Regions from separate parts of the Mus musculus genome. Here regions 2, 3, 4, 5, 6 and 7 are each linked to region 1. The links are chromatin loops, found by intact Hi-C in ENCODE. Cell type or tissue: heart. All regions are shown on one strand. Links, peaks and the distances in the headings refer to the core of each region. The heading gives the core; the rest is flanking DNA. Region 1 holds the start of Cdk6 (cyclin-dependent kinase 6). Region 2 overlaps Cdk6 (cyclin-dependent kinase 6). Region 3 has its middle 47 kb from the start of Gm36548. Region 4 has its middle 120 kb from the start of Gm36548. Region 5 has its middle 120 kb from the start of Gm36548. Region 6 overlaps Cdk6 (cyclin-dependent kinase 6). Region 7 overlaps Cdk6 (cyclin-dependent kinase 6).

Region 1 (4,501 bases), core at 167-4,166:
AGCGTGGGAAAGCAACAACAACTACGAAAAAGTGGAGGAGGGGAGGGGGCTAGGCACCGCCGCTCCGGTCCGGGGGGTGTAGGCCCGCGGGGGTGGGACGGCTGCCCCCTCCTGGAGCCTAGGCTGGACACCGGCAGAGGGGGAGGGCGGGCGCCAAGGCCGTTGCTCCCGCTACCTGTGTGGCCCTCGACCTGGCTCGGACCCCCGGGTGAGGGCTGGAGGGTCCTTTCCGCAGCTTTTTAGGAAAGCTCTCAAAGGAACGGGGAGTGGCCCTGCCTTGGCCGGGCGGTGCTATGCTGGCATCCAGTGGGGGTCGCTCCATGTGTTCTTTAATACCAGGCAGAAGAGCGTGGTGGTGGGGGGGATGGGTACGGGGCAGGTAAACGCATGCAGACCGTTCCGGACACGCGGCTGTGGTGGAACAAGGTCCAGCCCAGACTAAGGCCGCTGTGGGACGGGAAGGCTCACTCGGTCATCCCTAAACAACAGAACGGGGAGGGGGCGCCCGACCGCGCGCGTGGGACCTAGCCTCTGGCCTTTGGAGAACAGAGCGACTGTCTCAGCTACCGACATTCAGCCGCCCAGGATACCGGGCGGGGATTCGGAAGTCTCGACACAAGGGCAGCCCCTTCTCACACCGGGGAGACCTACGTTTACTGCCCCCTACCCCCACCGTCGTAAGGGCGGTTGCTTTTGCACGGCTTGAAAACTTAAGGACCAGTCCCGATTAGCTAGCAAAGTCCCGAAGTTACTTTTTCAGGACAGGACGAGTGAAAGTGTGACGTACCTTCCTTTCCCACATCCTTCGGATCTTTGTGTTTGTGTATGTGTGAGGTGGGGAGCACGACACTACTCCCCTTCCAGGACCCCTCGCTCTCCCACCTCTAGTAGCCCCAGCCCTCCCCTACCAGATGGTCTGTCCTCGCTGAGTTTCCACCAGGGAGGTCCTCCGAATCGGAGGCAGAATTTCGTCTCCCACTAAGCTTGCCATACCCCAAAGACCATTTGTGAGAGCGAGTCCCTTTCAAATGTCTCCCTGTAGAAAAACTGAAAGTAGAAAAGAAAGGAAGCAATTTCCGAGCAGATGTCTGACCACCCCTACTCGCATACTCGCAGCATCGGGTTACAGGGTTCTAGGAGCCCCAACCCCGTTCTGCGGCCCCACGTGGGTGAACCCCCGGTGCTTTTACGCCAGCTTCCGAACTCCCCCAGGTCGCCCCATACCCTGCACGACCAGGCCCCTGGAGTCAGGGAGGGCAGCGGAGAACAATAATATAGGTATAAATATTGAGCCGTGACATTGACGCGCCCGGCGCCTCCCCTCCCCCGCGCTCCGGGCACACTCTGGGCTGCTCGGCACGCCCCCTCTCGTCCCGCTGCGTCCCGCGCTGCGCTCATCCCCGAGGGGCCCCAGCAACCTCTCCTTCGTGAAGACTGCACGAGCCCTGCTGTGGAAGAAAAGTAACTTGGTTTTTCTCCGAGAAACCCGGCCCGATTAGGCAACCAGTGCGAGTAGAGGGAGGAGGAGAGGAGCTGGTGGAACCCTGTGGAAGTCTCCCGGGCAGTCTGATCACACTTTCTCCTTGTCCTCCGGTCTCCTCCTCCTAGGTGCAGAGATTGTGGGCAGACTATGTAATCGCTGCGGAGGGGGAAGAGGAGGGATCGGCGCTCTCCTGCGGCGGCGGCGCGGCGACTCGGCTAGGCGGAGTTTCGCAGCGGCTGCGCCCGGCTTGCACCCGCGGGCGAGAAGGTCGGTCCGTCTAGCCCGGCGGCCGCGAGTCCGACTCCCCGAGGCGTGTAAGGCAGCGAGTGAGCACCCCGGTTCCACTGTGCCGCACCCGCAGCCTGAAGCCAGCATGGAGAAGGACAGCCTGAGTCGCGCCGATCAGCAGTATGAGTGCGTGGCGGAGATCGGCGAAGGCGCCTATGGGAAGGTGTTCAAGGCCCGCGACCTGAAGAACGGCGGCCGCTTCGTGGCTCTGAAGCGCGTGCGAGTGCAGACCAGTGAGGAGGGCATGCCGCTCTCCACCATCCGCGAGGTGGCGGTGCTGAGGCACCTGGAGACCTTCGAGCACCCCAACGTGGTCAGGTGAGCCGGGAGCCCTGGCTATGGGGTCCGGGAAGGTGCTGGGCAAGGGGCGGCTGGTGGCCCAACTAAAGTTAAGAGTTGAGTTTCCCCAGATAAAACCGGTGACTCTGTTAGACAGGGCAGAAAAAGAGACCTGCGGTGGCTTCCGGGCAGCCAAGCTATTCTGAAGAGCTTTCGCTCTGCGTGCCCCAAGGGTTCCGGGGGGGCGTTGGGTGTCTTTTAGGGACAAAACCAGACAATCCCTCCAGCCCTTACTTAACTTTCCCCGTCGGTGGGGGGATTTTTGAGAGACAGAGTGAGATAGTTATCCAGCTTGCAGATAATTAGAAGGAAACTTTAAGGGTGGAGCATAATGTAAATAAAGTTTAAGAAATGTGTAAGAATGTGTTTGCCAATCAAACCCACAGTGGTGACTTTTTTTTTATAGTTGTAGAATGGTTTCTGATGGTCTTAGAAGTTCAGAAGTTTAGACTCTGACACCTAGTGTTAAACATTGTTTGAAAAATGTCTTTCAAGGCTGGGTACTGGGAACACTGAACCAGGAAGATCCAGAGTTCAAGACCCTCCTGAGCTACAAAAGACCCTGTCTGAGAAAAGAAAGGGAGGGAGAGTGGGTGGTAGGGTGGAGGGCGATTGCTTCTCAAAGGGTTTTCTGATTGTATCATTTAGTATCTGTGGACTGGTATGATCTGACTTAGAATGCCTCTCTCATTGGTTAGATGTGAGTCTGTGCTTTAGATTTTAAAGCCTCTGTTTTCCCTGGAAGAGTTGTGCAGGTGGGTGGGGGAGGCATTCCTAACCCAGTCTCCTGTGACTGAAGATAATGGTGTTTTCTCGAAGATGCTGGGATTTCCCCATTGTGCCTTTTCTCATTCTCTTTTTTTAAACAGATGCATAGCTGGAAGTTAAAAGGGAATGCACAGACTTTTCTACAAATTAGGTGATGAGTTAACATTCTCAGCTCTTCTTTTTAGAGGGATGATCTTGGCGTCTTCATCCTGTCTTCTCATTCCTGTAGGGATTCCTTACAACAAATATGTGCCTACTGTATGCCCTGGGATGAAGTTATGTAAATAAGAACAGCTAAATATTTTTGTAAAAGGCAAACAATGTAACATTAGTCATCAAAAAGGAGCGACCCGAGACTGACCTTTGAAATACCAAGCCCTCTAGGACTCAGAGTCTACAGAATCTTCCTGGGAGGTGGTTGTTAAAGGGCTTTTAACTCCTCTACTAGGCTGGGTGTTCGTTTTGTTTTTTGTTTTTTGTTTTTTTTTCTGTTTATTTATTTGTTTGTTTGTCTTTTGGTGGGGTTGGGTTTTTTGTTTTTGTTTTGTTTTTGTTTTTGTTTTTTGCTAGCACTTTGTTCCCAATATAATCAGACTCACAAGTGAATCATACTACATAAATAAGTAAAAAGCCAATGTAAATAAAGGGCCGCCATTATACCTATGCTTTAGTTGGGTGGCAGGGGTATGTGGGGTGCAACAGCAAAAGATAATGAGACGAGGGAGAATGAGTCTTCTAGAAAGTCAGGTTTTACTAAAAGTGGATTACTGTCTGTCTGTCTGTCTGTCTGTCTGTGTCTTGCACTTCAGAGAGGTCTGTGATCCTGAAAGTTGCCTGCTGGCTCAGAGTCATTCACTACCCTAGAGGATCACTATAGCTGTAGGAAAGGATGACTTTCAACATTAGAATTTAATATCAAATTTCGTTTGTCTGTTACCTGTGGGGTGTCCAGATAAAAGGTAATAATCATATATGTAAATAAAAAGTAGCATTCCTCCAAACAAACACCCTTGTATAACCAATCATTGAGTGCAGTTCAATACAAGTCCCTGTAACAGAAGAGTTTTGGCTAGCTCGCTCACCCTGTTCTCCTGTTTTATCCTCCTGTGACTGGTGTGTCTCTAGATGGTTTTTAGTTGATCCCACAGTGGGATTTTGAATTGTGAGTTCAGGAGCATCTGCTTATATGCAAAAAGAAGATGCGCTTTCTAAATTTATTTTACCTCGTTTGACACCTGCCTACTTAGAGTTGTGAGGATAAAGCAAGAGCATAGGTGAAAATCCTCTAAATTTAAAGCCACCTCAGGCACTGGATATGTCAGAGATAATCAGATCCTTGGCCTAGAACAGGTCCCCGGGAAGGCATAATTCTCTGTCTGACATTATTACAGAACAAATCAGATTCCTGTTTAGACACAGCAAGACTTGTGTAAGTCCAGCTTGGTGAGTTTTTTTTTTTTTATATGAATATGGGAGAGGGCCTATGTACAGAGGCAGAAGACCTGTGTCATCGAAGCCCACCCCAGCATGGGTGACAGCTCACAAGGCTGAGACCCTAGAGCATACTGCACACTTGCAGTTAGCTTACCAGATTGGAGATTGAGTCTTCCAGGAACCTCCATT
Region 2 (4,501 bases), core at 154-4,153, 170 kb after region 1:
ATAAATAATAGTAATAAGTGTGTGTCAATTAGAGGAAAGTATTAGGACAAGACTTATGGGGAAACTTACAGATGTCCCCACCCTCAAAGGACTATTTGGTCTACTTGGGAAAACACCAGAAATGTCACAAAGGGAGTTTATTTCATTGCCAGTGAAATGGTTGCTGTAGATAAGAAAGGCTTTGAGTTCAGAAGAGGGCACAGTTGCCTCTGAACATGTGACGGTTAGCAAGTATAGTACTAAGGAAGCAGCAAGCTGCACGCTCCCAGATCCAGGACAGATAAGAGAGAGGCCCGCAAGGAAGGACCCTGGGTGTGAACAGCATGCTGAGGGTAGCCTCGGGACTCCCACATACCTTTAGTGGGAGGCTCGGACTGAGATGGGCTCCACCCTATTGCTAAATTACACTGAACTGTAAAACCCAGGCCTGTAGGCAGAGTGTCGTAGCTTTGTCACCGCCACAGCTGCAAACAGGACACTCGTTCTGAACATGAGCTAGCACAGCAACCAGAAGAGGCCCTGCTGGGAGGAAAGTGCACAGAAAGCCACCCTTGACCAGAGAGGGGTGATCACACTCCTTGCTTCTGTCAGTAAAAGAGCGTCTTGCTTGCTGCTGAGCAGTGCTAATGACAGATAATTGGAACGTACTTTCAGGAAATGCCTGATTTGAAGATGTTCTCTTTATTCTTGCAGGCCTCTTTTTCGTGGAAGTTCAGACGTGGATCAACTAGGAAAAATCTTGGAGTAAGTAATACTTTTATAGTTGTCCATCACATGAAGCATTTGCAGTGGCTTTCCTCTGACTTTCTCTTATCTTCCTTGCTCCAAGCTGCTACTGCAGGCAGTCTGACTAGTTGTGTGATGAGTCCCCACAAGGTAGAGTAGAGCTGTGTCACACGGGGCCCGGTCATGACGCGTAGCCTTGATGCTGTGCCCTGAATGCTTTCGTGTTGCCTGGGTGGGTCTTTGCTGCTTCTCCTTGCTTGAGCTCTGAGCTCCCACTCCATGGTACAGATGTGTTGGCTGCTTGAGGTCACATCAAATTTACTTCTCGTAAGAGATGGGACACTTGGTGGTGGCGTAGAACCCCAGCCTGTCCAAATCGACATCCTGTTCCCATTGAGGATAACCTGGAGTGGGTTTACTGCACCGTGCCCAGCTCCCAATTGCTAACTTAACCCTTTTCTTCGTTAACTTTCCCCCCTGAGCGATGGAAGGGACTCCAGTTTCTCCGTGCCGCCTGTCTCCAGCTCATGCATTGCTCCATCGCTCTCCGGTGATTTGCAAATTTCATTCATACCTGCATGTTTGTGCACGCTTTTCGTGTCACTAGAATGTAACTGGGCCTTCTCACAAGGCGTGCTGTGTGGCATCCTTTTGCTGAGTCCCACCCCAAGAAAGGGAAAATGGAAAGAGATAGGGTCCTGGCTAAAAATCACCACTGTTAACACTTTTATGAATCTCAAGCACAAGTACTTTTTATGGAATTTTAAATCTATAAGACCCCTTCCCTCTACCCGTGTCCAAATAGTGCCCCTACAGAATTTTCCTATTTAAATGTGATTGCCTCAAACCTGGAATCACCCCAAAGCTGAGGTTCTTTCAGGAACTGATCTGGTATGGTCTGGTGACTTCCCAGGTCCTAGGCAGTCACCAGCACCTCATCTCCTGGTGATACTGTAAAGTGGACACTTTGTCCACCTAGCCTTTTGTTAGGCTGCCTATGCATGGAAAGTTCCTGTCGCTAACCACTGGACTCTGAGACTGTGGAACGTGTCCTGTATGCATGTGATCTTCAAGAAGGACCCAGGAACATAAACTTTCTAGTATTACCCTGTTGCGTGAAAAGGTGATCTTGGTAGTGTGTGCCTGCTGGGCCCTGGAGGCCATCATCTGCTCTCCATTTCTTATGCCTGGTGGGATTCCTAGCCACCTCCAGCACCCAGTCTCTGGACCTGTGGCATTACGTGTACTGCCACAAAGCCAATGCAGTAGGACAGAAGGGACTTTTTGCTTGTTCCGTGGGAAAGCCTGCTTGACTTTTGGCCAAGGCCTGGCACTCCCACATAGCTAACAGAAGAGCAGCTGGAAAGCCTTGTATGTTTGGTGCCTTTAGATTATACTGGCTTTGTTTCATTTCTCTGAACAGTGCTCTCAACGGGAAAAGGACAATGCTGCACCCTAGTGTCACTGCTAACCCACTTCATTATTTCCACCACAGCCATTTTACAGTCTGTGCCCTGTAGTTCTTCCCCGTGTAAACAGTGAACGGTTACAGATTCTATCCAACCGTCCAAATAGAGAATTATGATGCAGGCCTTATCGAATGAACCTGTCATGATTTCATTATGCTCATTAAGGGCCATGACAGTCCTTATTGGACAGGAAGCTGATTTTTTTTTTCCTAAGGAAAGTCATAGTCTCAGACTCTTAACAAGGTAAGCTGTAGACACATTTCTACTTTCAGAGAGCATTGAGTGCTTCAGAAGGAAAGCAGTTAGGCCATGACATTTAGAGCGTTTTCTAAGACCAGTATCATAGTTAAGTGGAGGTATAAAAAAAAAGATGCTGAACATGGAGTGAGGAGAACCGAGGCTGTCCGCACAGTGTGTGACCTGGGCAGGCATTCTCCTTCCTCATTTTGTCTTCCATCCCTACAGTGAGGTGGCACACCTGACCTATGTGTCTCTCACAGCTTTTTACAGGAGATGGAGAAGACAACAGGCTCTAAGTTTTATTCGTATGTATTTGTGTATGTGTGTATGTGTGTGATATGTATCCATGCATTAGGTGTGGTTAATATGTATTTACATATCAGACTGGCAGACAGACTGTTTCCCTGAAAGCGTCTGGCTTCTGACTGCTGTATTCATAAGGTTTCAAATCAGCAAGTATGTTCAAAGCTACTAATAACACTCAGGAGGCTGAGACAGGAGGATTTTCAGTTGGAGACCAGCCTGGGATACCTAGTGAAACACTATCTCAAAAGAAAAGATGCTGTCTGTCAATAAAGTGATTTAAAGTCTAAGCATGATTACAATCCGTTCCTAAGGGGCTGATAATGAGGATGTACTAAAGTCCTTGTACAAAAGGGCACACATTTCAAACTGTTTGTCAGCCATATCCCATACTACCCAAACCCATCCCCATGTTACTTTTCGTGATTATGACAACATTTTTACCCCTTCATTACCCACTATAGACCTGGCTATTGAGCACACTTATATGATGCCCAAGTCATGATTTTGCTCAATGATTCCAGGAAGTCTATCCATGAGTCTTTGTATGCCTGAGTAATGTAACTCTCTGCAGATGCCCAGTGGGGACAGAGTTAGTGTCTTGCCTCGGCACCCAGGGGCATGTGCGTGGGTGATGGCGAAGCTGCTCTTTCCAGGGAGGTCTGTGACCTGGGCTCTGTAAAGGGAAGGGAACAGTGATAAAGCCCTGTGACATTTACCTGTCACATTATATTATCCTGTGACATTTACCACCTCCTTTCCTAAAAGATGCTTGTGACCACGCTTTCTAGGCCTGCGCGTCAGGAAGTCAGAACAGAACCTTAATTCAGGCCAGCGCCATTTCTAGTTAGGGTTAAAATAGTTTGGATCATTATCTAGGTCACCATATATCCTGTCCGCTCAACTGTGATTTTGTCTTCTTTTAGTTCAGAGTTACTGAGTCTGTACCGTCCAAATACACTTAGCACCTATACATAAACTATAAATAATACTACACCTGGATAAATCATATAGGGCCACCTGCTTACCATTAATAAGTAACAAATGGTACTGTAATGTGCAGTTTCAGTAAATTACCGCCAACCCTCATTGTAACCATAAATTATTGTTGTCACGTACATAAAGACACCAGGGCTCATAGTTGTCATGTAATTTGTCCTTACCTGTCAATTAAGGGCAGGTGCTGAATTTGAAGCCACGTCCGCCTATTTCCAAAGCTCTTTTATGACTCGCTGTTTCCTCCACATTTCTGATCCCAGAATGGTAGTCAGGGGGGAATCTAAATGATACCCTTTCTAATTTTCTGTTTCTCACTCTGGAATACCATTACACAGCGCTTCCATAAGACAGGCCCATCGTAGTTTTTAACCTTATCTTTGAGTCTAATTTATGTAATGGTTTAGAATATTGCTCTTTAATTTACGAACCTCAGCCAAAGTGATGCGTGTCACAAGCCGTGCCGGACGAGCTGCCTGAAAACACATTTTCACAGAACTGTTGTATCACACCACAAAGCGAAGCTTCGGGTGTAGGTGAAGACTTGGTATATCTGATGAGTGTCCTTCAGAATGGCAGACCCTGCCTTGTCACTACACCAAGACTTACACCAGGGGGGCGCCCTGCCCTGTCACTAAGCCGGGACTTCTCCCTGGCTGCACCAGTGCCATTCACATACACACCTTCCATCGGGGGTCTGCTGCCAGGGACAGACACTTCCTCTTGTCAGTGAAGTTTGCAGTAGGGTAAATGAGAAGTCCTTTCTG
Region 3 (4,501 bases), core at 289-4,288, 120 kb before region 1:
CATGCACTAAGCACTCAATTAAGTCAATCCCTAGAGCTACTAGAAAGAAAGAAAGAAAGAAAGAAAGAAAGAGAGAGAGAGAGGGAGGGAGGGAGGGAGGGAGGGAGGGAGGGAGGGAGGGAGGGAGGAAGGAAGGAAGGAAGGAAGGAAGGAAGGAAGGAAGGAAGGAAGAGGAGGGAGGCAGGGAGGGAGAGAGAGAGAGAAGGAAAGAAAGAAAGAGGAGGGAGGGAGGGAGAGAGAGAGAGAGAAGGAAAGAAAGAAAGAAAGAAAGAAAGAAAGAAAGAAAGAAAGAAAGAGAGAGAGAGAGAGAGAGGGAGAAAGAAAGAAAGAAAGAAAGGAAGAGAGAGAGAGAGGAGGGTCGGAGGGAGGGAGGGAGAGAGAGAGAGAGAAGGAAAGAAAAAGAAAGAAAGAAAGAAAGAAAGAAAGAAAGAAGGAAAGAAAGAAAGAAAGAAGGAGGGAGGAGGAAGAGAGAGAGGGAGGGGAGAGAAAGAGGATGTGAGGGAACTGGAAGAAGAGTGGAAGAAGAGAGAGTAAGGGAGAAGGGAGGGTAAGGGGGAGGGGAGAAAGTTTAACGTGATTGTTTTCTAAGCATGTGGGAGGTCTAGTACCTAAGAAACACTTCCCAGAATCATCGTAAGTACCTTAAAAATCTATTATTAATTACATGGGAAAAAAAACCCACAGTCAAGGCTCATTTCCAAATGTTAAAGGATGAGGGATATTTTCTCCTGAAAAAATTAAAAATTAGTTGAGATTTTGGAGTGGTTAAGATGTGTGTGTGTGTGTGTGTGTATGTGTGTGTGTGTGTGTGTGTGTGTGTGTGTGTGTGTGTGTGTGTGTGTGTTCAGGAGTACATGCACATGTGCATGCATGAATGTGGAGGGAAAGCCAATGTGTTGTTGCTTAGACATTATTGACACAAAAGCTCTCACTGGTCCCTAGGTCTTTCCAGGGAACCCTAGAGATGTTTGTGTCTCTGCCTACAAGCCCTGGGGTTGCAATTGTATGCAGCCCTGCATGTGTTTTCACATGGATGCTGGGACTTGAACCCAGTTCTTCATGCTCTTAGAGCAAGCACTTTACCAGCTCAGCCTTCCTAGCCTCTAAAGCAGTGATTGTTAACATGGGGGTCGTGATCCCTTAGGGCCGCAGATCAGATATTTACCATCCATCACAGTAGCATCATCACAGTTATCAGAATGATTGTATGACTGGGGGCCGCCACGGCATGAGGAGCTGTGTTACAGGGTCTCCGTATTAGGAAGGTTGAGAACCACTGTTCCCAATGCTTTAATTATTAATGTTCAAATGCGCTTCCATCTGCTTGCCAAAATAGCTATGCATGAGGACAGCTAACCCCAAAGCAACGAATCTTATAACTCACACTGAAACTCAAGTCCCGTGGTCCATTTCATTTCAAATTCAGTGTAGAAAATGATGCTTTGATTACATAATGAAAACTGCAATAGTGCAGGCAGATAGTGAATGAGTATCCTGTGGTAAGAGAAAAAGAGCTCAGTGTATGGCTTCAGCTCAGTTTTCACAAGTAACTAAGTGACTTGGAGAAAATGGTTGTCCCTTTCAGGACCTCATTGTCCTCAACTGCAAAATCAAGGTAACGATTTTGAGGTTACAGGAACAATGTATCCTTTGAGGAGTTAAGGAGCAGTGTGTAAGAACTGCCCCGCACATAGTAGGTGCTCAATAAATCCTGTGAGGAAAACTAGCCCAGTACCTGGGTGAAGGAGGCAACAACATAAAACCAGTCATCTCTTAAGTACCTTTATCTGTAATAGTTTCTCACATTATCATCCAGTTCTAATCTAAGCCTATAATGAGCTCTAAGAGGGTAAACCAGATTAAACGAAATAGAAAATCAAATGAATATACAAAATTATATACAAGAAGAAATTCTTAAGACTACGTGAGTTTTGGCAAAATTGAATTTATCTAGCAGAGCTCAAAACCCAGCCAACAGAAGCAGCACTGACAACTCCCCTTTCTCTTCCTGGCTGGGCCCTTTGGCACTCCTGTCTACTGGCACCTGGATCCAAGGATTTATCAATCTCTGATTCCACACCTCTGGCGTCTGCACAGGTGGCGGTCTGTTCTCTCACCAGGAAGCACATGGAGAGCTGGCTGGCTGGTGGGCTTTGATGCCCACACTGAGAACTATTAGTCAATTAGCAACTGCAAACAATGCTAGAACTCCCATTCTCTCATTTTATATTCATTGGCTAGAACTCTCTTCAAGATAGCATTTCTTCTGTCTGTTATATCGCCTAACATTATAGCATACCCAGTGAAGAACACAAGCAGAATGTAGAGCTTGAGTCTCTCGGCATGATAGCTCCATGATATTACTACGAATTGACAAATTCGAGCAAATCTTTGATGATTCAGGCTGCCATTAAAATCAGATTCTTCTCGTGTTCCTAGAGCAGCCTCTCAGTGTTTTATGGCAGCGGCTAATACTTCATGGTCCTTTCATTCCTATCTCACGTCACTAATTGGAGTTGGCTAGCAATGCTAAACCTTACTAACAGTACCTTGATAAAACATTTTCGGACCGGGACTATATTGTTTTCGCTAAAGAAAATGGTAAGTCTTACAGACACAGAAAACACAGTATCAAAAGCTTTGTCTAAGTTGTACTCACAAAAAACTAAAAACACCCGTAATAAATTTCCTTTACTGAAAGTAAACAACCTTTAAGGAGTAGAAATACAAGCCAGCCAGCAGAGGGAGTACAAGCTACCTTATGAACACAACCTCCCAAGGTCTGTTTGGCTATTGGGAAAGTTCCTGATAATATTTGGGGAAGGAAGATACCTAGAACAAGACAGGACAGATCTGTACTACACTGTTGTCTGTTGGATGCAAAGAGCTACCCAATTCTTAAGGAAGGATGAGCCCAGCATGGGAAGAAGTGAGTGCCTGCTTTCCTCAGCATCTCACCTCAGCCCTAAACCCATGGATGGATGTCCATATCACAGTCCAGAGCTGTCTTGGATGATTTAGAAAGTGAGCAATAGAACTGCTCATTTCTCACAAACTAATTAAATGGAGACACCCAGAAGTTACAAGGCTTCCCAAAAGTCATATGAATTGGAGGGTAGAGATGAAACATTCATCGTCTCATGGCACCTTAGTCAATGCCAAACTTCACTAAGGAAAGAGGACAAAAAGCATTTGGTAGGCTGTCTGCTTCTCTTCAGAGAATAATGACTCAGTGAGATCGTCAGCACAGAGCATCCGAGCACACCCCGAGCTCTGTACAGGATTTCCTCCTGGGTTGGTGCTTTAATTTCCAATCAGTCTGAGTCAATAACGTATGGTTGTCAGGGCCATTGTTGGCTCTAGCAGTTTCTTGTCTCAACCCCACAGCTCATAGAACATGGGGCTCGGGGTCAGAGGCAAGGGTTTGGGGTTGGGCCTTTCTGTGTTTGTACAATGGGACAAGTCAATATCTCTTCCGTATCAGTGAGCTCTGGACTAAACTGATCTATCAAGTGTTGAGGACAAATGACAATGGACAATATTTGTAAGCTGCAGTGTATACTGAATTCCATTCACACAGTCCTGCGGGAGGCTGGACCCATCCTCAGCGAGCATGCCACAGCTCCCGCTGTTTGCAACACATACGTGCATTTCTCGGGGATGACAACAACTACAGAGAAAGCCAGCTGGGGGGGGGCTCATTCCGGGGGCCTTTGAGGCAGATTCTTTCTTTTCCTTTTGTCTGTATCTCTTAGAAAAAGTAAGATGAGGCAGCGCTGGAAAAAAGTTCAAATTGATCCACAGTCAATGGACTCAGGGTTGCGCATCAAATTCAAAACACACTTTGGAATTGCAGGACAAGATCCAGCTTTCCCAAAGGCTGATGACAATGGAGGAAAGGGTCTGTGAAGACTCGTCATCATTTCGACAAGATTTAAATTGATGTGGAGACAAACTGCTTTTTGTTTTAAATGGTGAAAACATTTTCCCTGGAGACACAGGTTGAATAATAAGGGCTTCTCAATGGTGCCCGTAAATGAACAAGTTCTGCTCTGGCTGTCAGTGAGCTTAACGGGCACAGGTTGTCACTCGAATGTTCTTGGCCTTTATTCTGTGAATCTGCTCCATCCCACAACCAACAGAAGAGCCTCCTAATGCCTCTTCTTTCCCAGACCAACAGCCTTTAACTCGGGGGCAAGGCTTTCATCATTCCTGAGTGCGCTGAGACACCGAGTCGGCTGAGCTCATTTAGCCCAGTCGAGTAAGAGTCAATGAAGTCAAAGCCATTGACTCAGCCTTTATTCAATCTCGCTACCCCCATCCTCCTATGTGTTAACTAAATGCATCCCCATTGAACATATCCCGACTGGCACTGTAAATCCATTAGTCACTAGAACAAAAGGGTAGGTTGGATACGGTTGGAGACAGACTGACTGTCCTGAAATCCTATCTCTGGCATTCTATAGCTCTGTGAACTTGGGGAGATTACTTAATTTCCTCA
Region 4 (4,501 bases), core at 204-4,203, 200 kb before region 1:
CAAATAAACACACATACAATTATTGCTTAAAAGAATTAGGATCAGGGGCTGGTGAGATGGCTCAGTGGGTAAGAGCACCCGACTGCTCTTCCGAAGATCCGGAGTTCAAATCCCAGCAACCCCATGGTGGCTCACAACCATCTGTAACAAGATCTGACTCCCTCTTCTGGAGTGTCTGAAGACAGCTACAGTGTACTTACATATAATAAATAAATAAATCTTAAAAAAAAAAATTAGGATCAAAGTGCAGAAACGTGAGTCTAAGGGGGAAAGGGGAGAATGTAATATTTCAGACTCCCCTGAAGGTGTGTCTTCATGTTTCTTCCTGTTAGTGGGAGCCCTCATCACCCTGCCTTGATATTTGAGTGATTGCATCTTAAAATGATAGTATTTATAAGAGAAAAGGGACATAACTTGCCACTTCAAATTCAAACTGAAACTTTGAGATATTATAATTGTCAGTGTTTGTGCATGCCCTATCTTCCAAGTGTGGGAAGCGGTTTCCGCTGTGCCTGCGTGGCCTAATTGGTAAACAAGCAATGTGCGCATGTGTGAGAGTGTTTTCGTGCCAAGTCACGGCCCATCCCGGGGCATGGTGATGAGGCTCTGGGAGAGCAGCCAATCAGGTGTGGACACGCCACACTAAGGTGTATATAAGCAGCGCCTTTTTGGTGCTTGGGGTCTTCCTCTTCATGTTGAAACTGGTGTAATAAAGTTGCTGCAGAAGGATCCGGTTTCTCACGCGTGTGTTCTTGCTGGCGAGACAATAGTGCGTGTGAGATCCAAGATGATGTTAGGGAAGATCAATGAAAATTTCTTGGGAAGTTCTCACATGAGAGTACACCAAGGAATGGATGAGTGGTGTCCAGCCTCTCTTGAAGTAAGAAATAAGTATCTCTTGACAAGAGAATGAGTAGACTTCACATACTCAAAAGTCATAATATGTGGACCTGCCTGAAGAAATGGCTCAGCAGTTAAGAATGTTTGCTGTTCATCCAGAGGACCTGAGTTCAGTTCCCAGCACCCACATGACTGGCTCACAACTAAGTCCAGCTCTGAGGAGCCTGACACCCTCCTCTGAACTCCATGTTACAAGTGCTCACATGTGGCAAATGCACACAGGGACACATAAATAAAAACAAGTTCTTTAAAATACACACACACACACACACACACACACACACACACACGAGTGGAATACTATGTGGAACTAAGAATGATCCACCTGAGGTGCATAAGACAACAGGAACGTCAAACCCAACGGTAACACAACGCTAAATATTCTGTTTGCTAAATACCAAAGAGGAAGCAACAAAACTATTGAGATATAGTTTCTGACAAGAGAATGCAGGATAGTTTTTAAAGCAGGCATGGGCTTACCATTGCATCCGTGATGATGACTGATTCCCAGTTCCCAGGGGGAAGAGACACAGTGGATGCCAAGGGCTCCCTGGCCAGCCAGTCTAGTCAAAATGGCAAGCTTCAGCTCCTACAGAGAGATCCCGTGTCAAAAGCAAAACTGGGAGTAATGGAGGGAGCCCAACATGGACTCTACTTCACTTGTGTGTGCACCCACGTGCAAGTTAGATAGAAACAGAGAGACAGAGGCCAGACAAATTCCTTCCTGAAACAATCGATAGTAGGGAAATTGGTAGTGGATAAACAAGGCCTGAAGGCAGGGGCGATCACTTTAAATACAGGGGCAAAAATGTCGGTGCAATAAGAAGAGATGAATCAAAGTTAGAGAGGACAAGTCTATATCATCTGGATCAGAAGAAAATGATGTCAGGAATAAACGTAGCTTATGAAAAAGTGGAGCAACCCAATTAATACTTAAACTTGCTGTGTAAGATGAAAATTTAAACAAACACACAAGTAGAAAAAAGAAAGATAGTATGTTCATCAAGTGCTCACAGAACTGTGACAAAAATGTACCACACGTTTACTTCCAAAGGAAGTTTCAATAAGCTCTCAAGCGATTTACCACTCCGATCACATTCTGTCACCAAGATGAAATTCAATTAGGAAACAAAAAGTGAAAGGTCTTAAACACCAGCATCTGTTTGCTAGTCTCTCATTGGCTCTCGTTGGTAACCTCTGATTGACTTTTAAAGCAGGAAGAGTGAACTGACTCTCAACCCTTCCTGGGCAACTTAACCATTCACAGAACTTGAGGGTGAGAGCTGAGTGAGGTTCAGGGCTGCCGCAAATGGTGGCGGTGACCCAAAGTGGTCACTAGATGGCAGTAATACTTGATATTTTTCTTCATTTGTCAGCATCATAGTGTCAATCTTCAGTAAGCACTGCAAAGACTTGCTTTTCAAATTCAGTTTGGGGTCCTTCAGGGTTTCTCTCAAATAGCTGCTAATGAGAAAATAATATTATTTATAGACAATAATTTATTGTTCCATAAACATATTTCTTGTTATTTCTTTAGTTTGCTAAAGCACTTTTGGGTCCTTTAAGAGATAAGAACAAGGGCTGGTGAGATGGCTCAGTGGGTAAGAGCACCCGACTGCTCTTCCGAAGGTCCGAAGTTCAAATCCCAGCAACCACATGGTGGCTCACAACCATCCGTAACGAGATCTGACGCCCTCTTCTGGAGTGTCTGAAGACAGCTACAGTGTACTTACATATAATAAATAAATAAATCTTTAAAAAAAAAAAAAAAAGAGATAAGAACAAGACATTTGCTGTCTGCTAAATTGTTACGGAAAAGAATTGAAGTATTCTAAGTTGTCTCTAATTTGAAATTTGAGTGGGTAATAAGCTGTCTCCTCTTAACAACACGAGCATATACATTCATGGGGAGAGTCTTGAAAAAGAAAGAAAGAGAGAGAGAGAGGCAGGGAGGGAGGGAGGGAGAGAGAGAGAGAGAGAGAGAGAGAGAGAGAGAGAGAGAGAGAGAGAGAAGGAAAGATTGAAAAATAGGAAGCGACTCTAATTTTAAAGATTCTATGGGAGGAAACCATCAGTCAGGAAGTTGCTCCTATTCCAAATCCCGCTGGTGAAGCATAATCCCATTTCCTTTAGGACAGGCTTGCAGTGAGGATGAAGGCCATCTGCAGATATGGACTGTACCACGCTAGCATCCTGGGGTGTGCATCTGAGACTCCCAGTCAGAGAGGAGCAAGCAATCTCAGGTAAACCAATAGTTCCAGAGCTGTCAGAGAAAGAAGCTCTCATTAAAGGCCTGATGCACAGAGATGTGAGAGTGTGCACATGCCTGGGCTTATGTGCATGTGTGCACGTGCCTGTGAGTGTCCAACTAAGGAAAACAATCCATTAATCCTAAAAAGAACAAGGGGCATACATAGCAGGGTTTGGGATAAGGGAAGGGAAAATGGAATAATTATAATCTCAAAAACTGATACATATATTTTTTCAAGATATCCATCCAAATTATGTTTTATTATAATACAATTAAAAACTGATTTACCAATCTTCACATGGAACTGCAGAGGAAGCTGAAAAACAAAGCCTACTTTTTTTTTTACTAGATATTTTCTTTATTTATATTTCAAATGTTGTCCCCTTTCCTAGTCTCCCCTCTGAAAATTCCCTATCCCCTCCTCCCTCCCCCTGCTCCCCAACCCACCCACTCCCGCCTCCTGGCCCTGGCATCCCCTATACTGGGGCATAGAACCTTCCCAAGACCAAGGGCCTCTCCTCCCATTGATGGCCGACTAGGCCATCCTCTGCTACTTATGCAGCTAGAGACACAAGTCCCACCATGTGTTTTCTTTGATTGGTGGCTTAGTCCCAGAGAGTCCTGGGGGTACTGGTTAGTTCATATTGTTGTTCCTCCTATCGGGCTGCAAACCCCTTCAGCTCCTTGGGTGCTTTCTCTAGCTCCTTCATTGAGGACCCTGTGCTCTGTCCAGTGGATGACTGTGTGCATCCACTTCTGTATTTGTCAGGCACTGGCAGAGCTTCTCAGGAGACAGCTATATCAGGCTCCTGTCAGCAAAAACTTGTTGGTATCTGCAATAGTGTGTGGGTTTGGTGGTTGTTTATGGGATGGATCCCCAGGTGGAACAGTGTCTGGATGGTCATTTTGCATCAAATTCACAAGTTTTGGGGGTCCGTTGACTAGTGACCTATGGTTGCCGTATTTCTTTCCATACTCACAGGGCAAAGACCGGAAGGCCAGGCTCTGACCTTCTTAACACTCATTCATAATAATCCTGTTCATTTAAAGCTTAACTACTTGTGAACATTTACAATGGTACAATCTACATTATTTCCTTTTTTTTTTATATTTCAGCACTTTCCTTAGCCCCATTCCAAGCACTGATAATTTATAATTCTTTTAAAATGCATACTGTCATTTTTTCTTGATTTCTTTTAGTTATATACATTCCTGATCATATGATTATTTATTTTCTTTACAAAAATATATCATCAAAATAAAGAGATGTTTGAGGTTGCTTCAGTGTTCAAGTCTGTTTGTTTTCTTTCTTTTTTCCAGTTTTAATTCAGTTGTCCTAAAGATGAGTAT
Region 5 (4,501 bases), core at 271-4,270, 190 kb before region 1:
TGCGGGGCCTGACCTCTCTGCTGGGCCACTGACCTTTATAACTGCACAGTCATGGCCACCGCCTGACAGGCATGAAAAGAAGACAGACAATGGCCAAGAAGAAGACACCCACAGGGGAAGAAAATGTACTCATTCAAGGGATTTACTGCTCAGGGATGTCATGTCTCATGTCCAACTCCAGGATGCATTTGGTGGTGTTTAAGCCATGCATGTGCAACTGAATAAATAAAGTTTTAAATCGACTTTTAAAAGCTTTGGCTCAGTGAAGTAGATTAGAATGTCATGAGACCGATTGCCAAGGCAGTACAGACTCTGGAGATAACAGCATCATACAGTGGTCTGCAGTCGGGGGAGAAATGAACCTGGGTCCTGGGTTCCTCCCAAATTGGTTGGGTATCCTTTGGCCTCTCAAAAGAGACACCTACCTCAAAGTGCCTAACAACTTGCTTTTTGGGGTTGTTTGTTTGTTTGTTTGTTTTGGGGGAAGGGAGGGACGTCTCCAGATGAACAGTGGCTGAAGGAAGGTAATAACGTTTTAATGGTTGCCAAACCCAGTACGGTTATGGATGTTAAGTCAGCAGAAGAATAATCATAGGTTGTGTTTTAAGGCCAACAAAAACTTATTTCTAGTATTGATTACTGGAAAGTCATCTTTCCCACTAGGTCCTTCTGAGCAGCATGCACATGCTTCTTAAATCACAAGTATGTTCCCAACGTTGACAGTAGCTTCTGCTTCCGAATGTAGTAGTGATAATTAGGCAATTTCATAACAGCCAAGAACTTTAATCCTCCACAGGATGCCATCCGTGTTCAATTTAATGAGAATGTAATTGACCTTCCCTGCTACAAACTAAGCATCCCCCCTGGGCCGGGCTTGTTCATAGATTAAGATGACAGTGCAGGCCATCATCTGGAACATCAGACAATACTTTCTTGTGAGTCCTTAGGCCTGCATAATTGAAATAACAGCTGTTGGGACTGCATGGGAAGCACTGGGGAACACTGAACATGCTAACATAGTTAGCCTCAAATCAAAGGTCAGGAGATTTTAGTTTGTCACATAAAACAAAACAAAACAAGCAAACAAAAGAAAAAAAACACCATTCATGTAGCCTAGGATATCACATAGTCATGTGTTGAGCCTTCTTGGCACACAGCTAAGCTGTTTAGATATATTTTTAGTTTGTTCTCGGTGTCCCCATTTCTTTTTAAATCACTTTCTTGTGGAGGGGGGGGGGGAAGAGGGAGCCACATTTAAATTTAATGGAGACAGCGTTGGCCAGAACTTTGAGGAACATGAATGCATTCATCCCACCCCCTTCCTTAGAAGCAGCCTCCGGTGTGAGGTGAGATTTGAGTCATATTAATTTGTCCCAAACCACACCAAAATTTAGCTGTTCACATCTGAAACATCCCACGATTTCTGTTGCAAGGAGGAATTTGTTCAGCCATGTTACAGCTTCCTATTTCTCTCCTCTCCCAAGAAAGGCTGGTGTCCTTATCAGGGAGACAGCCTTCATTTCCCACAGTGTGGAGAGCTAAATAAATACTCTCTCACAGTCGATGCAGAGGTAACTTTTTTTTTGATGGATTAAAAAAAAAAGCTGTTCTGAAAGTCCATCACTATTCCAGCATCCCCATTCAGTGAGGGGCTTTTGTCTCTCTCTCAGTGGGAGCTGCCATTTTAATGGGACCTCCAGCGGGGCCTGATTTGATGATGTGAAGTAGGCCTGGAAGAATCTAGGAACTTTTTTTTAAATTTCGATTTTGGTTAATTTAACCATAGTAGCTTTCAAAAGGACTGAAATGTTAAAGTGAATCCACAGAAAATGTCGCTGAGAAGCGGCTACCAGATAATTTCAGGGACTCCTTTCTGAAGCGCTGTCCTGTGAAAACCAATCTCTTGAAGTTCTAATAGGCATTACGAGCTCCCTGCCCCCAACCCGCAATCTATTTTCAAAGAAGAAAACCGGGAGAAGAATTCATTCTCAGAAATATGCATACGTATACACAGACACAAACACCCGCCCTGAAACCAGATGAAACAGAATCGCTCTTAGCTGACTGGTGAGGCCAAGCCTGGATTTGGATGGCTTTGTGGTAATTCTGGGGTTTCCCTTCTCCCTGAGTCATAGTCACCGCGGTATGTGAAATACTCTCCCCACCGCACCACCTCCTCTCCCGAGATCCGGAGTGCCAAAGCTGCACACCACGCACTTGCCCCACAAAAAGATGCCAACCCCCTGGGCACACTTCCCAAACTTTTGAGATAAGACTGATGCTCTGGGCGGGGTGGCAGGGTTGTGGGGAGAGCAGATGGAGCCTGCAGAGCCAAGCCTGCATGCAGCCAGCTCTCCGAGGGCGGTGCTGGTGTGGGCTCTGCCTCCGTAGTCCCCGCGGCCACACGCTGACTGTGCTTGGCAGCTGCTCGCCCAGATGCCAACCGCTGGAATGTGTTTTATGTTCCCGCACCTCTGCTTGGCCTGCCTGGGGACAAACTTGCTGGGCCTCTCAAGTGAGATGGTGGGTGGCAGCAGCTGGGGAACAAAAGGAGGTGCCCTCAACACGTGAGAGTTGGTCACCCTTCTGGGAACTGTCTCATTTCCCGGATGCCCTCTTTGTAAGGCTAACAGACCAAAGTCTCCACCTAGAATGATTGTTTTAGTATGTGGCTGACTGTGTGGACCTCGGAAGCCCGGGAAATTAATTCAGTGTTTCTTGCAAAGAGTCAATCAAGTGCTATCACGTAGAAATGAAAACACACACATGCGCACGCGCGCGCAAGACGAGAATCATTCTGGATGTGTGCAATTTTATTGTATCTATCCTTGTTGTATTCCGATAGTTGGATGTCTACAGAAATTAATTTGAAATTCAACTTTGTTTTTTTCCTATAACCAGGTTGTCTGCAGTAAGACTGGGCGTGGGAAAGATGTAGGCACTTAGACCTACACACAACAACAGATACAGGAAAAGCCTTTAAGGTTTCATGATTTGAGAATCTTTGAGACAGTTTTAAATCATTCAGATGATAAGATATGATATCATGAAGTTGGTAGCTAATCAATTTTATTACTCTGTTTTATTTGGCCAATGTAGATACTCTCCGGGTTTTGTCTTGTTCTTCTCCTTGTTGAAATGGTTGGTCCAAAGGTTTCCCAGCCCATCAGTGCATCTCTCTTGGTTATGAAACTATCTCCTCAAATTAAAACATTACCTCTTACATGGAGGAAGTAAGTGAAATTCATAAAATGCAATAAAAGAAACACACAAGGCCCAGATAATATAAGAAACTTACAAGGCTCAGGAAAGTCATAATTTTTTTTAAAGGCTATGCCCCACCAGTCCCAAAGTTATATAAGCAGTAAAATCTGCTTTGGAGGGGTCAAGGGGAGTTGGACATACACAGATGGACAGTGGGCTGGACGTCAACAAGGGCAGGGAGATGTATCCAGGGATGCATTGAAAAGCAAGCTTGCAGCTGAAAGAGTCAGACTCAGATATTTGACCAAACCATTGGACAGAAGCAGCTGACCCCTGTTGTTGAATTAGGGAAGGCTGAAAGAAGCTGAGGAGAAGGACAACCCTGTAGGAGGACCAGCAGTCTTAATTAATCTGAACCCCGGAGATCTCTCAAACACTGGACCTCCAAACAGACAGCATACACCAGCTGATATGAGGCCCCCAACAGGCATACAGCAGAGGACTGTCAGGTCTGTGTTCATTCAGAGATGATGCACCTAACCCTCAAGAGACTAGAGGGCTCAGGGAGTTTAGAAGTCAGGTGGGGTGGGGGACATCCATGTGGAGACAGGGGGTGGGGAGGAGGTGTGGGATGTGGAGACGTAAGAGGGTGGATGGGGGGATAAAATATGGAGTGTAAAAAATAAATTAATTAATTTCATAAAAGAAAAAAAGAAAGAAAAGAAAACTTTTCAATGAAGCAATGGCCATTGAGTCACCTTGCTTCTGTAACTAACCCCAGTAAAATCCATTGGTTTATGATGCTGCCCTTGAGTGAAACTGGGTTTTGGTGTATCTTCAGTGTTCTATCCAGTGTGGGTAGAAATTTGTTCTCTTTTTTCCAGAAAAGAGTACACAGTGTGAGACTATCACTACCAAAAACTTAGATCATAATAAAAAACAATTTTAATTTTTTTTATCTTTCTGCGCTTTAAACAGAAAATGATAATTGCATGCCAAGAGTCTAGAACCACATTTGGCCCTAAAATAAAATTTTATGTATTGCAAATTCAGTATAATATGCAAGGCAGTTGTGGAGACATGAAAAGTAGACACAAGCTTATAAAATAAAACCCAGAGCAGATATGCTCTACCTACAAAAATGGTTTAAATACGGGTGTGTTGCCGTGCGTGGTGGTGCACGCCTTTAATCCCAGCACTCGGGAGGCATGGGCAGGTCGATTTCTGAGTTCTAGGCCAGCGTGGTCTACAGAGTGAGTTCCAGGACAGCCAGGGCTATACAGAGAAACCCTGTCTC
Region 6 (4,501 bases), core at 319-4,318, 89 kb after region 1:
AAAACATAATCGCTGTCTTTCAGAGTAAACTGATAAATTATTTTTAGTATTCTTTTAATAGGCTGCACTCCACTACCTAGAAATACCCATTTTACACTAGGTTATGTCACACAAGGAAATGGAAAGCCACGTAATTTGCAGACAGGCAAGAGATTTGCAAGTTAACTGACCTGAGACCACCATCTTAACTGCTGTGAAAAGCGTGTACATTGCTCATTGCCGAGGCTTGATCTATAGAGTCTTTCCTGAGACCCCTTCAGAAACTGACTGTTCTTTCCTTGGCGTTATTTTCTATCTTGTTGGTAGTTATTTGGGGCTTTTATTTATAAAGCAGCGGTGAGTCATTTGAAGTGAGATACTCAGTCTTGCTCCACCTGGATGTTCTCCTGGGCATTAAAGAAATACTTTTTAATGAATAAGTTAAGACATGCCAACATGTAGACACATGCGTTTGAGTCATTAGAAAAATCAGGAAAGAATTGCTTATACATTTAATGGTTTCAGTATTCCACATCGCTCCTCACTGGTACTAAAGCCAAACCTTCAAATTCCCAAGCTCATTCTGTGTCGTTGTGTTGACTGAGCCCTTGGCTGGAATCTCTGAGCAAAAATCATGACAGTTATACGCCATAGCTTGGTCTTATGTGAGAACCGAAAGATGGCTTGAACTCAGGTCTTGCATTTACGGTAATCTTCTTTGCTGAACTAGTCACCTGGCTGAATCAAACGTTTTGTCCTGAACAGAGAACTGAAGGACATATAGGAATATTGTACCTCTCCTTACTAAAGGACATTATTTCTAACTCATTGTATTTTGATATTAGCAGCTTTAGAAGAGGTTTTATATTCTTCTAAGATAATTAACATCTTCCAAATAAAGGAATAGGAGAATTATTAGACAGCTTTTCCTATTTTCTTCACCTGTCTCTGTGTGACTGGTTTTGTTTGTTTGTTTGTTTGTTTTGTTTTGTTTTGTTTTAACAATAGCTTGTACTCTTAGAGCTTTGTAAAAAGCTTTACACATTTTCACATGTGACTTTCCTCCAAAGCTCTTTCTCTGAGTCCATCCATATCTAATGGTCATACAATCCTGAAAACATTTTCCCATGTAAAAATCACCAGACAGTTGCAAACCTTGTAAGGCTGCTGTTAGAGACATAAAATAGTACAGGAAACAATGAAGGGGATTTTTAACGGCGCTAATAAGATTCTGAAGGTTTAGTACTGCCAGTCTGACACTTCGAACTGCTTACACTGCCCTGAGCCAGCTGAGCCAGTGCAGTAGGGGTGGGTGGGGGTGTGCGCACAGGTGCGTGCGTGCATGTATGTGCATATGTCCCTGTCTCTGTGTTGTTAGCACTTGGTAAACAGTGAAGAAACTCTTCAATTTCAGACAACAGCTTTTATATGCTTAGGGGAGGTAAGGAAATGGAGTTCTGGCTTTCAGTCAACAATTCCCAGTCACCTCCTCTGTGCTGGGCTCTGTCCACCACCTTAGAGGAGATGCTGAACTCAAGTGGACAGGGTGTCTGCTCTCAGAGCTTAAAGCAGAATTGGGAAGTAGATCTGAGCACAACAGTCTCAGGAAGCAATGTGCCTTTAGAAACAGCAAAATACAACCGAGGAAGAATTTCCCGTTCTGTGGAGTCACATGACCCATGGATCTACTAGGGCTGGAGCTAGAGAAGCCCACACTGGTCACCTGTGCCAGGATGTAGGATGTCTGCAAAGGTCACAGCATCGTCCTTCCAGAACCTGTCTGCATTCAGCTCCACTGGATGTGTGTGCATCAAGCCATCTGCACTTGTTTTCTCTATGTGTGCCTGGAATGAAGTCCTTGCATGACACCCAGTTGGCACGCTCAAGTGACAAAGTGAAGTAGGACCAGAAGTTGAAAACAATGTCATCTTTTACGCGAGAAAATAAATTCTTTATGTTTGTTTTCCTCTCTGTGCATGTTGTATTTACTATGGAGACCTGGCAGGGATTGAGCCTCAGCCCGGCAGCTGAGCAGCTCCCACAGAAGCCTACGGAGGCTGCCAGTGCATACCGAATGAATCAAATCCAGCATTACCTGAGTATCACAGGAAAACCCCAAAGTCCTGTCGCCTCAGCACCTCAGCAAAAGTTCAGGACACGCCTCTGAAGCAGGAAAGGCTCCTGGAACGCCCTCCGGTCTCAACATCTCGCCATGACACAAACAGGACTATTTTGTTAATACTCGCAGTTGCCAGTACATATTTCATAGCTAACAATGGGGTGTTTGTGTGGGTTTCGTTTTCACTTTGACCTGTGAGGGAAGTGGAGTACAATGGAAGCAGTGCAGAGCTGGGAAGAGAACACGTTTTCTTTAGGATTCCCAAGGCTGCGTACGTGGAAAATGCCAGGGCCAAAACAAACACGAGACCTTGTCCAGATCCCTCTGTTGCTCATTCTCGGTGGTAATAAAACACGGTTGAGTCGCTGTCTGATAGGCTGACTCTGCTCACAGTCACAGCGGCCACCAATGGCCACTGTATGAGTTTCTCCCATGTACAAAAGAGAATGAGTTCTGCGCTGTACAGAAAACCGCTGTAGGCGGCTGTGCCTGTTACACCAGCCCTGCTGCTGAGGTGGATCCATGACTGTCTCCTTGTCCATAGAAGATAGGCGTTCATTTGCCCACCTAAGGCCAGATCCTTCATGAGTGGTGACTGTTATGAATTAGTTCAGACAAAAATAGGTGAGCTGTGAAGCTTCTGCCTGGGGAATATTTTACTCACGGGGAAGGATTGGCTTCCTCTCAAGTCCTCTGTACAAGTTTGGCCAGCATACCCCATCTAGGGATGGTGTGCATAGAGACTGCTTGTCTCCTGGCTTTTTATGTCTTGTCATAAACATTGCATGTGGTGTCACTAGATCTCAGAAGCCTGAGATCAGACTCAAATGTAAAGATAGCACGTGTGAAGGTTGTGGAGACCAGGTGCTTTAGTGAGGCCTTGCAAGCCGTGGTTCCCCGGGGCTCCAGAAGATGACAGAATATCCCTGTCTCTTACCTTTAGCATTCCTAAGGGAATACATTTCAGTGCCATGTTAGGCACTGAGCAATCCGAAACTTTATGTCATAGGGCAACTTCCTCTTTGCAAGTTTGCCTCACTGGAAGGTGGTGTTTCCATACTCTGACTGTGAGGCGTGGTCCTTAGAATATAATGTAAAACAATGTTTCTGTAACTAGGATTTTTGTGCTCTCTTTAATTCTTCAGCTATATGAACTTCTTGTTTGCAGCTGTCACAACTACTGTGTGAGGCAGGGGGAGGTAGCTGTACCTTCATTTTGTCTGCGCTTTCGTAATCTCATAGTATAAGTCAAGATATGTTAATGAAATTTTGTAGCATTTGGCTTAACTGTTCTGAGTCATTCAGTTCTCGTTTTACACAGAGTGAGTAAATCCATGAGGCCTGATTCACCAATACCTAAATAGCGAGTCCCAGCTCCCAGCTTGTTTGTACGTTTGTTTACAGGGCAGCCCCTACCTACTTCTCTCTCCTCATCGCCAGCCATAGACATCAGTTTATGCGACTAATTATCTAATACCACAAAATGTTTCATTGTCCTTTGAGCTTGTTTCCCAACTCCAGATTTTCACAATAAGTGGATGGGTACATTTCCAGCCCCTCTCCCCTGCACAGCCTGCTGCATCACGGCCTCAGTTGTGAGCACCTAGACCTCCCCTGCACAGCCTGCTGCATCACGGCCTCAGTTGTGAGCACCTAGACAAAAATTCCGTCAAATCATCTCACTCTCTTTGTCCCTTCTGATCATAACTTGAGCCTCTTGAGCCCCAGCAGAGGAACATTTCTATTAGGAATGTCTGTCTGGGTGTCCTTTAACCTTCAGATTTTGTTCATGATCACAAACCCCCTCCCCTCTCCCCATCCCCCCACCCCCCGCAACTTGGACACTTACACTTCCTGGATGCTGTGACTTTATTTAAAGATCAAGATTTCTCGAGGCCTCTGGTGAAACCATGATATCTCAAGGAAAGTTTGATGATACCTCCTTTATCGTAGGTCACGTGACTTGACCCATGAGGGCACTTGAGAAGGTCAGAGGTATTGTTTCTATCTCTATAGGTCTTGCCAAAAATCCAGGGCCATTTTCTAAATGATGATGCTATGATACGGGGTTTCCAGCTGACCTCTGACCCGACCACTATTTTCTCAAGTCCATTTCTCAGTGATGTCCTTGACTGAGTCCATCCTCTTATTTACCCCAGGTTCTAGCTCTCCTTTCTCTAGGGTTTAACATGGTGAGTGAGTGGTACTGTAGCTGGGCCTGGTGTCTGCCAGGGTGCTGATGGTTTTTAAATCTCACGTAACTATGAAGGTTAGTTAGACTTGACAGTTGGCTGTGGAGGACTAGCCTGCCTTCTCATCTTGGGAAAATAAAAGAAGGGGAAAGTGTAGGCGAATTTACTTTAGTACTGCTCATGTGTTTATTCTAAAGGTTTGGCAGAGTCT
Region 7 (4,501 bases), core at 166-4,165, 83 kb after region 1:
TTTTGTATAATGCTCTATATTGAAACACAGAGGCAATGCATACTCTTTTACTCTACAGTTCAGGCGTTTTATAGGTTCACGTGGGCTTTATTAATTAATAAGTTAGTCCAAGTTTTTAGCTTTTATACTGCGAATTGTCTCCTTACCTTTGAACAGTTCAGCATGAACCAAGCAGATTTCTCTCCCTGTGCTACTTTAAGAAATGATGCTTAGTGGACAGGAAGTTAGCATGATGAGCCAGGATGACATTACTTGAAGTTAGTCATGCTTTTTAAAAATTCAATGCTTACAAGCTGTGTGCATGTGTTCCCAATAAAGATGGATTTGCCTCCACAGAAGACGACTCAGTTTGGCACCCTGTGCTTCGCTTTCGCATAGTTGTTGACTGATATTAGACCCCAAGTATTGCAAGGCCACTCCTCACCAGAGCAGGTCCAATATACATTTGAAAGCTTAGGAAGTAGCTCCTGCCAGCTCAGAATGCTCATTAGGAGCCTCAGAACTCATGTCCACACTCCCGTATCATTGCCTGGCCCCTCTTTGCACCTGTGGACACTGACCTTACAGTGTTGGTTGCCTGCGTGTTCCTTTAGTTGTTTGTGAATCTGGCTCTCCCGGGAAACAGGAGGCAAACAGCCATTCTCCCCTCCCCATTAATAATTCCCATCTGCTAAATGCTTCCTGTGTGCCTAAAACTCTCCTCAAATGTTGCATTATGTTGGTTGATTTGAACCTCTTATTAGGAAAAGTAAATGCTGTTTTCTCCATGTGACAGGTGGAAGAGCAAAGGATTTGATTTTCAGAAGACAGAATTCTAAACTCTAGAAAATGACCCCCAAACCGGATGTTGTTCTCAGTGAACTGATTTAGTGTTGCTCTTAGTTAGGGTTCTGCTGACCTAATCAAATAGTGAACAGAAGCAACTCAGTTGGAGAGAGATTAGTTTGGGCTCACGGTTTAGAATAGCCTGTCATAGGCAGGCACAGTGGTGACAGCAGGTCATAGCTATAGCAGCCAAGAAACAGAGGACCTGTGAGGAGTATTTCACATCCAAACCATAGCACTCCATTCCTGGTCCTCATAGGCTCATAGGCTCATGACCACTTCATAATTAATACAAACTTTATTCAGTTTAGCTTCAAGAATCCCCAGAGTTAATAAGTGGAACCATTAAAAAATTCAGGGCAAACTCTTAGCTGTGAGCCCCTGTAAAGATGGAAAACAAGCTACATTCTTACAATGTATATAGTAACATGGAATAAACACTCCCATTGATTGCAAAAGGGAAGATCAGGAGGATAGCAATGAAAGCACGACTGAAACTCATTGCTATCATCTCCAATAGTGTGTAGTCTCCATTGACATATAGGCTTCTTCCCTTCCACAGCTGTACACATCAGCTTCTTAGATCTTCTTACCAATTTCTCTCTCCCTACTACACAGTTTCTTTTCTTCTGGAACCTTGAGGTGAGCATCTATTACCATATAACTGCTACATTCTGCTTGCCTGGCAACAGCACCATAAGTGATAAGTTCTGATGCCAGCTTGAGATGGCTGCAGTGGCGTCCAAGCACCTGCAAGCAAACCAGGGCAAATGCCTCCCTGTGCAGCCCTTTGAAATAGGCGATCTATGTGGTGCTATTCTTTGTTCGGGCTTATTGCTTTTAAATCTGGGATTCTCTTTTCAGATGCCAGATGTTAAAATGAACTTACAGTTTTATACTCTGACCTCTTCTATGAGTGGGACCCCAGAGGCACCAATGTCTTAATGGAGAGTGTGGCTTCTCTTTCTTGTCACTCATTAATCTCCTTTACAGCTGAAATTGCTTTTGCCTCATGTCCTCAGCCCTGTCCACGGCTCTAGGGCACTCTGTGCTCTCAAATTGCAGATTTTTCTTTTTTCTTTTCACTATCTTGTTCCATTTTTGGTTTTGAAATCCTATTATAAACCTGTCTAAATGCAGCGAACAGTGACCACACCAGAGCCTGGACACTCTGTCATCTTAAAGTATCCTCTGCCTAACAATCCCATTAGGTTTAAATTTAGCCTCACTCAGCCATTCAGGGTACAGCAGAACTCAGTCACATTTACTTATCTTGTCAGTTATCTGCACTCCGATCCCTGGTTGAATTCTTGTTTTGTCTGAAAGTTCATGATGACAGTCTGCTGTCCACATTTGGCACTCTGGCCTTGCACACTCTCAATGAAATGTTCCTGTAAGTTTGTTCTGCTTACAGCATCCTAGGACTCCTCCTGCATGCTTCCTGCAGACCACTTCTAACCATTTGTGAGCCATGTGGCCAGGTTTATCACAGCAACAATCTGTCTTCCCATACCAAGTTTGTATTAGTAACTGTTATGTTGCTGTGACGGGCTATCTGACTGGAAGCTACTTGAGAGAGAAGAGCTTTATTTTGGCTCACAGCTCAGGCATTTACCATCTATCAAGGGAAGCAGTCATCTCAAGTTCAGGGTAGAGATGGCAGGAGAAACAGCCATAGTGAAAACACCGAGTCGGGGACTTTAAATAGCTTGCCTTGCTTTCTGTATTTCTTTCCTGTTTAAATAATAAAGGGCTGTGTTAAGAGATTTAAATTGTTTCGTATTTTCTTTTGGTTTTACACTGTTCACTAAATCAGTACCCTGGTGTTGTGACCTTGATCCAATATCTAGCTTACTTTGATATGATAGTTTCTTGACCTATGAAAATAGGGCGATTTATCTCAGAGTTGTGGTTTAGGCTAAGTAAGTTGCTAAACAGAAAACTTTAAGAGAAGTGACACTTAGGTATAAGCACTATAAAAATAACCGTTTTGAAAATACTTAAATTATATAATTTGTTGTATACTGACAGTTGAAATTAATGAATAAAAAAGTCTGTGAAGTAAAATTCAACCCCCTAAGCTCGCTCAGTCCTTATCCTGTGTCCCCCCACTCCCACCCCCGCCCCCAACACTAACCACCAGTGATTGTTTGAGGTTTAGCCTTTTGGAACATTTCCTACACCAGGGAAAACTATTCTTAAGCTGTCCTTTCCTAAAAAATACTCTCAGGGAGTTGTGTTTGATGGTGTCCTGTGGGAGCATGAGAAGTGGGGGAAGGGAGACTGGCATCATTTCAGGCAACTGCTGGGAATTCTGTGGCTCGCACACACTGCTTTGAGCACCTGCTGACTGTTGTATGTTTGTTGTTTCCTGCAGGATATGATGTTTCAGCTTCTCCGAGGTCTGGACTTTCTTCATTCTCACAGAGTAGTGCATCGTGATCTGAAACCGCAGAACATTCTGGTGACCAGCAGTGGACAGATAAAGCTGGCTGACTTTGGCCTTGCCCGCATCTATAGTTTTCAGATGGCCCTTACCTCGGTGGTAAGTGAGATCATTGTCCTGGCGTTAAATGTAGTCTTCCTGTTTTAATTGACAAACTGCCCCCTTCATTCTCCTCCTGCTGTTTCTGCCCACACTTAGTCTGTGAACGGAATGTCTGTGTGCTTTTTTCGCTAGCTGTGGCTAAGAGGAAAACAAGGGCTTTGCTTACTACACCTCAGACGCATCTGACTGGGTTTGTTATGGATGGGAACCGATCACAGAAATAGCCTGTTGGCACCTTAGCCACTAGGGAGGAGTCAGTTAGAAATCTCTAAATGAGTTTTGCTATTACCTGGATTTTTAAGTTGCATACATAATGTGGAAGGCACAGCTTGGATAAGGGTAGGACAAGCAGGAGGAGTGCCACCTGTGTTCTGTGGTGTAACTTGAGAAACAGCCACAGAGTTCTGAAACTGTGATACTTCAGGGACTAGAGAAATGAACTTGACTGTGGACCTGAACTACTTCCCAGCCCGATGGAAGCATCATGGGCCAGAGTAGAGAGGACCTGAGGCCGTGTTTTGGCAGAGAACTTAAGTCCTCCTGTTCTTTGTCTCATTCAGATCCATGGCCATAATAAGCCTTAGTATTACTTAACTCCAGTTTCTCTTTATAGTCCATCTGGTGGCAGTCTACAGAATCTTAAGAGGAGCACCCTGGTAGTCAGTATCAATAATTCTTTTCTTATAACCTGCTTTGTATGTAGTAAATGTGTGAGTAGCTAGAAGTGAAGGAAAGCTGCCCACAGACATAGCGAGTTAAAACTTAGGAGAAAAAAATCCATCTTCAGCCTCAAAGAGGCTCTGAAACCAGACCCTGGCCTGGATGGGGGCCCTTGTTGGGAAATGTGAGGTGGTACGGTTGGCCATTGTAGTGAGGGAATGAGATGGCTGCTTCCATTCTTGGCACATGTGCTGCAAGAAGGCTGACATTCTACACAGAAAAAAACAACAAAACCTGCTTCCCCAGGGTCCTGCAGTGTCGGCCTGGAAGGTGAAGTCCAGGAGAAGAGTCACTTGGTCAGGAAAAACGTTCAACTTACAAAACTTACTTGTGCCTCCTCCTCTTTCCCTCTGTATGCCAAGCTCAGAAATCCCATAGCCTCCAAACCCTTCATTCCTGTCACTGGAT

What was found. Peaks named below come from ENCODE experiments on the same cell type or tissue, not always from the same donor. Only the 100,000 strongest peaks of a DNase experiment are listed, where the experiment ranks them.
Region 2: it touches region 1 in a loop (5-fold over the local background); 30 of 42 quality-filtered maps call a loop at or near these places.
Region 3: a loop joins it to region 1, with 6 times the contacts of the local background. A loop is called at or near these places in 10 of 42 quality-filtered maps.
Region 4: it touches region 1 in a loop (9-fold over the local background); 14 of 42 quality-filtered maps call a loop at or near these places.
Region 5: it touches region 1 in a loop (6-fold over the local background); 14 of 42 quality-filtered maps call a loop at or near these places.
Region 6: a loop joins it to region 1, with 4 times the contacts of the local background. A loop is called at or near these places in 6 of 42 quality-filtered maps.
Region 7: a loop joins it to region 1, with 3.0 times the contacts of the local background. A loop is called at or near these places in 6 of 42 quality-filtered maps.

Annotation. Positions count from the first base shown.
Region 1 is chr5:3,342,511-3,347,011 of GRCm38, forward strand. Cdk6 (cyclin-dependent kinase 6) reads left to right here and starts at 1,383. Exons shown (of 8, transcript NM_009873.3): 1 at 1,383-1,461; 2 at 1,609-2,089. The coding sequence starts at 1,857. It overlaps Gm36470 (predicted gene, 36470), which reads right to left and starts at 1,049. Exons shown (of 4, transcript NR_168898.1): 1 at 788-1,049. In heart, for the core only: CTCF peaks have their summits at 1,355 and 2,032 (motif pointing right); DNase peaks (open chromatin) are centred at 291, 1,271 and 2,041; H3K4me3 peaks cover 2,350 bases; H3K27ac peaks cover 2,295 bases.
Region 2 is chr5:3,514,761-3,519,261 of GRCm38, forward strand. Cdk6 (cyclin-dependent kinase 6) reads left to right here. Exons shown (of 8, transcript NM_009873.3): 6 at 694-744. Among named protein-coding and RNA genes, the nearest start is that of Fam133b, 27 kb to the right of the region's middle. In heart, for the core only: a CTCF peak has its summit at 2,188; DNase peaks (open chromatin) are centred at 291 and 2,041.
Region 3 is chr5:3,221,267-3,225,767 of GRCm38, forward strand. No RefSeq gene overlaps it. Among named protein-coding and RNA genes, the nearest start is that of Gm36548, 47 kb to the right of the region's middle. In heart, for the core only: a CTCF peak has its summit at 2,738 (motif pointing right); no DNase peak of the experiment used is centred there.
Region 4 is chr5:3,144,562-3,149,062 of GRCm38, forward strand. No RefSeq gene overlaps it. Among named protein-coding and RNA genes, the nearest start is that of Gm36548, 120 kb to the right of the region's middle. In heart, for the core only: CTCF peaks have their summits at 2,209 (motif pointing right) and 2,426; no DNase peak of the experiment used is centred there.
Region 5 is chr5:3,150,080-3,154,580 of GRCm38, forward strand. No RefSeq gene overlaps it. Among named protein-coding and RNA genes, the nearest start is that of Gm36548, 120 kb to the right of the region's middle. In heart, for the core only: no CTCF peak of the experiment used is centred there; a DNase peak (open chromatin) is centred at 2,252; H3K4me3 peaks cover 687 bases.
Region 6 is chr5:3,431,115-3,435,615 of GRCm38, forward strand. All of the region lies in intron 4 of Cdk6 (cyclin-dependent kinase 6), which reads left to right. Among named protein-coding and RNA genes, the nearest start is that of Gm29868, 21 kb to the left of the region's middle. In heart, for the core only: a CTCF peak has its summit at 2,459; a DNase peak (open chromatin) is centred at 2,397.
Region 7 is chr5:3,425,789-3,430,289 of GRCm38, forward strand. It overlaps Cdk6 (cyclin-dependent kinase 6), which reads left to right. Exons shown (of 8, transcript NM_009873.3): 4 at 3,203-3,370. Among named protein-coding and RNA genes, the nearest start is that of Gm29868, 15 kb to the left of the region's middle. In heart, for the core only: no CTCF peak of the experiment used is centred there; no DNase peak of the experiment used is centred there.